Regions from separate parts of the Homo sapiens genome. Here region 1 is linked to region 2. Evidence: chromatin contacts called from ENCODE Hi-C or POLR2A ChIA-PET data. All regions are on one chromosome and are shown on one strand. Each heading gives the region's core, a stretch centred on a gene start or an enhancer-like site at or near the end of the contact. The rest is flanking DNA. Distances are from core to core; before and after follow the strand shown.

The links. Hi-C counts contacts between places; a loop is a spot of excess contacts on that map. ChIA-PET counts read pairs that join two places held with the same protein, here RNA polymerase II (POLR2A). Pooled maps may share reads with other maps.
Region 1: a pooled map shows a loop between it and region 2 (3-fold over the local background). The contact joins two enhancer-like sites. A Hi-C loop is called at or near these places in 1 of 168 maps with a recorded cell type or tissue (OCI-LY7), 19 of 37 single-sample maps with no recorded cell type and 7 of 50 pooled maps. POLR2A ChIA-PET finds 5 or more read pairs at or near these places in 2 of 52 experiments (A673 and activated B cell).

Annotation. Positions count from the first base shown.
Region 1 is chr1:24,747,390-24,750,120 of GRCh38, reverse strand. The region is part of intron 1 of CLIC4 (chloride intracellular channel 4); the gene reads right to left. Among named protein-coding and RNA genes, the nearest start is that of CLIC4, 3.3 kb to the right of the region's middle. RefSeq lists a silencer at 562-641. Within about 2 kb of position 1,325, at least 4 of the 41 ENCODE cell types and tissues checked have a DNase peak (open chromatin) inside an H3K27ac peak, as active enhancers do; they include OCI-LY7, where a contact is called at or near this core.
Region 2 is chr1:24,201,905-24,204,879 of GRCh38, reverse strand. It overlaps LINC02800 (long intergenic non-protein coding RNA 2800), which reads right to left. Exons shown (of 3, transcript NR_027087.2): 2 at 2,281-2,416. Among named protein-coding and RNA genes, the nearest start is that of LINC02800, 3.2 kb to the right of the region's middle. Within about 2 kb of position 1,304, at least 5 of the 41 ENCODE cell types and tissues checked have a DNase peak (open chromatin) inside an H3K27ac peak, as active enhancers do; they include OCI-LY7, where a contact is called at or near this core.

The DNA.
Region 1 (2,731 bases), core at 76-2,575, 550 kb before region 2:
GCGTGGGCCACCAGGCCCAGCTTAGTTACTTACTTATTTATTTAGAGATAGGGTCTCACCCAAGCTGGAGTGCAGTGGCACGATCACGGCTCACAGCCAACCTCTGCCTCCCAGGCTAAAGGAATCCTCCCACCTCAGCTGGGACCACAGGCATGTATCACCACACCCAGCTAATTTTTTATATTTTTTGTAGAGATGGGGTTTTGCTACGTTGCCCAGGCTGGTCTCGAACTCCTAGGCTCAAGAGATCCGCCTGCCTCAGCCTCCCAAAGTACTGGGATTACAGGCGTGAGCCACTGTGCCTGGCAATTTTTTTAATAGTTTTTGTAGAGACAGGGTCTCGCCATGTTGCCCAGGCTGGTCTAGAACTCCTGCGCTCAAAAGATTCATCCTCCTTGGCCTCCTACAGTGCTAGGATTACAGGCGTGAGCCACCACAGCCCAGCTGCCTTTTTTACTTTTGAGAGGGCATCCTATCTATCCTCCAGATGTTGAGGGTAAAACAAAACAAAAACAAACCAAAAAAACCATCCTGCTGTTATATAGATGACAGGGAGTTAATGGGCTCACAGGCAGACAACTCCAAAAACTACTCACAAGGAAGGAAATGCAGCTGTGAGTTCAGTCATACTATTTGAGAAGGTGCTCATCTCTCTCTCTTAAATGTGAAGCTCAGTGCTAGCTAGACAGGTAGGCTCAAAGCCCCATTACATCTCTTGGCCTTTCCCCTAGCGCCACCACCAAATTTCTAATTTCCATACATGCTATGTGCTTCAACTGTAAATAGTTTTCTTTTACAAACTCAGATACCTCTTGGCAGGTTAACACTGTTCAACATACCACTCTGGACAACCACAGCCTCTGCACCCTCTCTACTTTCTTTTTTTTTTTTTTAATTTTTATTTTTTGAGATGGAGTCTTGCTCTGTCACCCAGGCTGGGGTGCAGTGGCACTATCTCGGCTCACTGCAACCACCGCCTCCCAGGTTCAAGCAATTCTCCTGCCTCAGTCTCCCGAGTAGCTGGGATTACAGCCATGCACCACTATGCGTGGCTAATTTTTGTATTTTTAGTAGAAATGCGGTTTCGCCATGTTGCCCAGGCTGGTCTCAACATCAAGTGATCCACCCCCCTCCGCCTCCCAAAAGGCTGGGATTACAGGAGTGTGCCACCACACCTGGTCCACTGCTTTCAAAATAACTATATTTACAAGGGTATTTCCCCCATTTGCATTTCCCACACGTAGGTTTTGAGAAGAGATCAAGAATGCCCTTTACCACATTTTACCTGTCCTTTTTTCCCCTTTCAAACAAACTGGTCTAGGGGCCAAGCACAGAGGCTCAAGCCTGTAATCCCAGCACTTTGGGAGGCCAAGGCAGGCAGATCACTTAAGGTCAGGAGTTTGAGACCAGCCTGGCCAACATGGTAAAACCCAGTCTCTTCTAAAATACAAAAATCAGCCAGGCGTAGTGGTGCATGCGCTCCTCGGAAGGCAAAGGCAGAAGAATCACTTCAACCTGGGAGGCAGAGGGTGCAGTGAGCCGAGATCGCGCCACTGCACTCCAGCAGCCAGGGTGACAGAGCGAGACACCATCTCATTAAAAAAAAAAAAAAAAAAAAAAACAAAAAACCTGATCTGTATCAGTGCAAAGTTTGCCTATGTTGAATCACTGGGTAGCAGAAAACATTTCTTATTTCACAAATGAGACAAACAAGGCTTAAAGAGTGAAAACAAACTGCCTAGGGTCACCCAACCAAGGAGTAAAGAACTGTGACTTGAACCCTGATTCTCTGCCACCAAGCCCAATGAGAAAGGCTTACAACTAGTGGTAGGAAGGATGATTTTCAGTGGTTCTCAACACAAATATGAAAAACAGAAAGGGGATGCAAGTGACTCAAGTTTGGAAAACTGCACACGCCCCTCTGCTATTCTAACTGAAAGATGAAATTAATAGTAAGCAGGGCATTAATCACTGATCTCTTCCTAATTCAGATACTTAATTTTTCTTGTCTTCTTTGATTAGCTCCTCCAATAGAATAATAGAATACTGAATAGAGCCATAACTGATAATAGCTTTATCTTTTTTTTTTTTTTTTTGAGACGAAGTCTCACTCTGTCGCCCAGGCTGGAGTGCAGTGACTTGATCTTGGCTCACTCCAACCTTTGCCTCCCCGGTTCAAGCGATTCTCATGCCTCAGCCTCCCGAATAGCTGGGCCCACCACCATGCCTGGCTAATTTTTCTATTTTTAGTAGAGACAGGGTTTCACCATGTTGGCCAGGCTGGTCTCGAACTCCTGGCCTCAAGTGATCTCCCCATCTCGGCATCCCAAAATGCTACAGGTGTGAGTCACCTCACCCGGCCCGATAGTAGCTTATTCTAAGTTTAATACTGTTCTAAAGTTTCACCGTTAAGTATCATGTTTTACAGATTATTCATGGATGCACTTTTTTTGAGTTTATGGAAATTCCTTCCTATTCCTCACTCAGTAAAAATTTTTTTTAACTCATCTCTGGCCCACTTGTTTCCCTTCTCCATGCTGTTTTCCACCCACCACCCTTCCTTTCTTTCTTTTTTTTTTTTTTTTTTGAGATGGAGTCTTACTCTGTTGCCCAGGCTGGAGTACAGTGGCGCAATCTCCGCACACCACAACCTCTGCCTCCCGGGTTCAAGCAATTCTCCTGCCTCAGCCTCCCGAGTAGCTGGGACTACAGGCACGCGCCACCACGCCCA
Region 2 (2,975 bases), core at 55-2,554:
TTTGAGGTCAGGAGTTCAAGACTAGCCTGGCCAACATGGTGAAACCCCACCTCTACTAAAAATACAAAAAGTAGCCAGGTGTGGTGGTGCCGGCCTGTAATCCCAGCTACTCGGGAGGCAGGAGAATCCCTTGAACTGGGAGGTGGAGGTTTCAGTGAGCAGAGATCATGCCACCACCCTCCAGCCTGGGTGACAGAGGAAGGTTCCATCTCAAAGAAAATCAGCTGAGCATGGTGGAGCATGCATGTATTTTGAGCTACTCAGGAGGCCGAGGTGGAAGGATTACTTGAGCCCAGGAGGCTGAGCCTGCAGTGAGCTGTGACTGCACCACTGTACTCTAGCCTGGGCAACAAAGCAAGACCCACTCTCTAAAAAAATTAAAAAGAAAGAAAGAATACATACCTCATTAGTACTCAGAACAGTGCTCGGCACGAGGCTTAGTGGGAGTCAGACTCAGAATGAGGAGGAAGGCAGGCCTCAGAGGGGGTGGCCTCTGTAAGTGGGAGTGGGGTCTGCTGCCCCCTCCCCAGTGCAGAAGGCTGTTCTGGCCCAGCCCCAGCACCCCTTACTTTACAGATGAGAAGCCCGAGGCCCCGAACCAGAGAGCGACTTGTCAGTCACTGAGAAGCTGGAGCCTTCCGCCTCCCAGGCCAGGGATTCCCACCTCTTACTGCCTCTTGGTCTCGACAGAGTACTTGACCCTTCGATGTCCTCTCTGTAAAATGGGGGCAGTAAATAGTTGACCTCTTAGGGTTGACTAAATGACATCCTTGATGTACAAACAAAGTGCTTGGCACAGGGCAGGCCCACAGTAAGTCTAATGAAATGTTAGCAGTTTTTACTCACAATATATTGTTCAACAAAAAAGGCAGGTTATAAAACAATATGTACAGTATGAGCTCATTTTGTATAAGTGAAAAAAAAAAAAAAAGGCATGTGGTCTGCGAGCACCTCCCAAGCAGCTCACAGTGATCATTTCTAGGTGCGTGAGTGGGTGGGGGTCGGGGCGGCGGGGGGGCGCGTTACAGGTACGTCTTTGGTTTTTGTTTGTTGCAGCCAAAGTTTCTAGTTCTAATTATTCTACAGCTAATGTGTATTGTTTTTATGTAAAGGAAAAACAGAGGTATTTTTAATCACCATAAATAAGAACGACTATCCACCTCAGCTGACTCATGCGATGTCCCCAGGCCAACACGTGGGCTGAACCCAGGCCGCCTTCCACCGAAAACCACCAGGTGTGCCATTGTGGTTTGGGGCACCGGCACACCAAGCAGCGGCCTGCTTTGCATTTTCTTTTTCTTGTTTGTTCACAGTGACAGCTGATGACCCACTGGTGGCATTCCGTGTAACAAACACATGCCAAAGATTGCAGATTTCGTAGGCAGGAGGGAGGGAAGGAGGGAGGGAGGGAGGCAAAGGCACGCTGGAGTTTATCAAGCAATAAGTCCTGGCATCTTCCTTATGCAAAACCCAGGCTGGGAGTGGACAGTGATAAGGGCTAGGGACAGATATTCTGTAGGCTGTGGATGCCACGCCAAGAGGAAGAATGAAGGGAGGGGTACATGGAAGGAGATGGTGGCTGAGGCAGGAGGGCACGGGGAAGAAAGGGAGGTGGTTCAGAGGCTGCTCCCCCACCTGCTGGGCCCTTTCCAGGGCCTTCCCAGAAGTTCACCTGATGCTAAGCAGCAGGGGTGTGTGGGCAGCAGGGGTGTGTGGGCAGCAGGGGTGTGTGGGCAGCAGGGATGTGTGGGCAGCAGGGGTGTGTGGGAGGTGGGGATGTATGCCCTGGCGGGGGATGGGGGAATCAGGAAAGAGATTCTATTTGGCCAAGAGAGGGATATTGAGGCTATAGAGGGCTGGAGAATCATGTTCAACGGTGAGTGTGGGGAAAGATGGATCCAAGATGGACCCTTTTAAAAAGACACGTGCTTTAGGGAGCCTGTGGTTTCATGGGTCTCCACAAGCATCCAGAAATCTGTCCTCTGACAGCACCCTGGCTGCCCATCCCCTATCACAGGGTAGGTAGAACTGTCTATCTGTTATGATCCACAGCAGCCATCCCCCAGCCGAGCCCCATCTCAGCCTCCTGAGGCTCAGCCCCCATCTCCCCGTCTCGAGGCCCAGCCCGTGTCTCAGCCTCCCGAGGCTCAGCACGGTCTCCCTCCATCTTAGTCAAGCCCTGTGCCCAGCACAGGGCCGAAAGACAGAAGATGCCCACTGAGCCCCCAGTGAACACCTGAGTCTGAAAGATGAGTGTGGTCTGAGTGGCGAGTGACTCACCTGTGCCTGAGGCTTAGGAGACCCACCTCCCAGGTTCCCTTTAGCTCGCTGTGATCTGAGCTTGGGAGCATCGTGGAACAGGTCCCTGCCTTTTATTCCATCTGCACAGCAGGGTTAGTCCTGCCCGGCTCCATCTCTGAAGAGGAGGAATCAAAAAAAGGGATTTTACAGAGTTGAGGGGGAAGAGAGAGGGCGCAGGAAACCTATTCCAAGCTGGCATGTCCTGCACGTGCCTGCTGGCTTTGGGGAAGTTGGCGGCCGCTAGGGGCCTGGACAAGAAGGAAAGGTTGGCCAGGGCCTGGGTTGCCAGATTCAGCAGCTTGGCTGGAGGCTATAAGCAGGAGGAGGCCAGGAACTGGATCTGAGAAGAGAGGACCAGTCCCAGGAAGAAAGCTGAGACACTGCTGTCTGGGAGGAGCCAAGAGCTTGGTTTATTGTACCAGGAAGAAAAGTCTAGGCCTCTGCCAGGGCAATCATCAGAGAACACTGCTCCAGGGAAAACTGCCTCCCACTTCCTGGACCTCTGTGGGCAATAGAGAAGTACATGTCAGCAGTGCCTCCTGCTGGACAGCCCCAACATTACACTATTTGTCCAATGTCAGAAACAGAATGTAAGACGGATGTATCTGGAATGTTCAAGCTGGAGTAACACCATCCAACAACTATTACTGCTGCTGCTGCCACTTTTATTGATG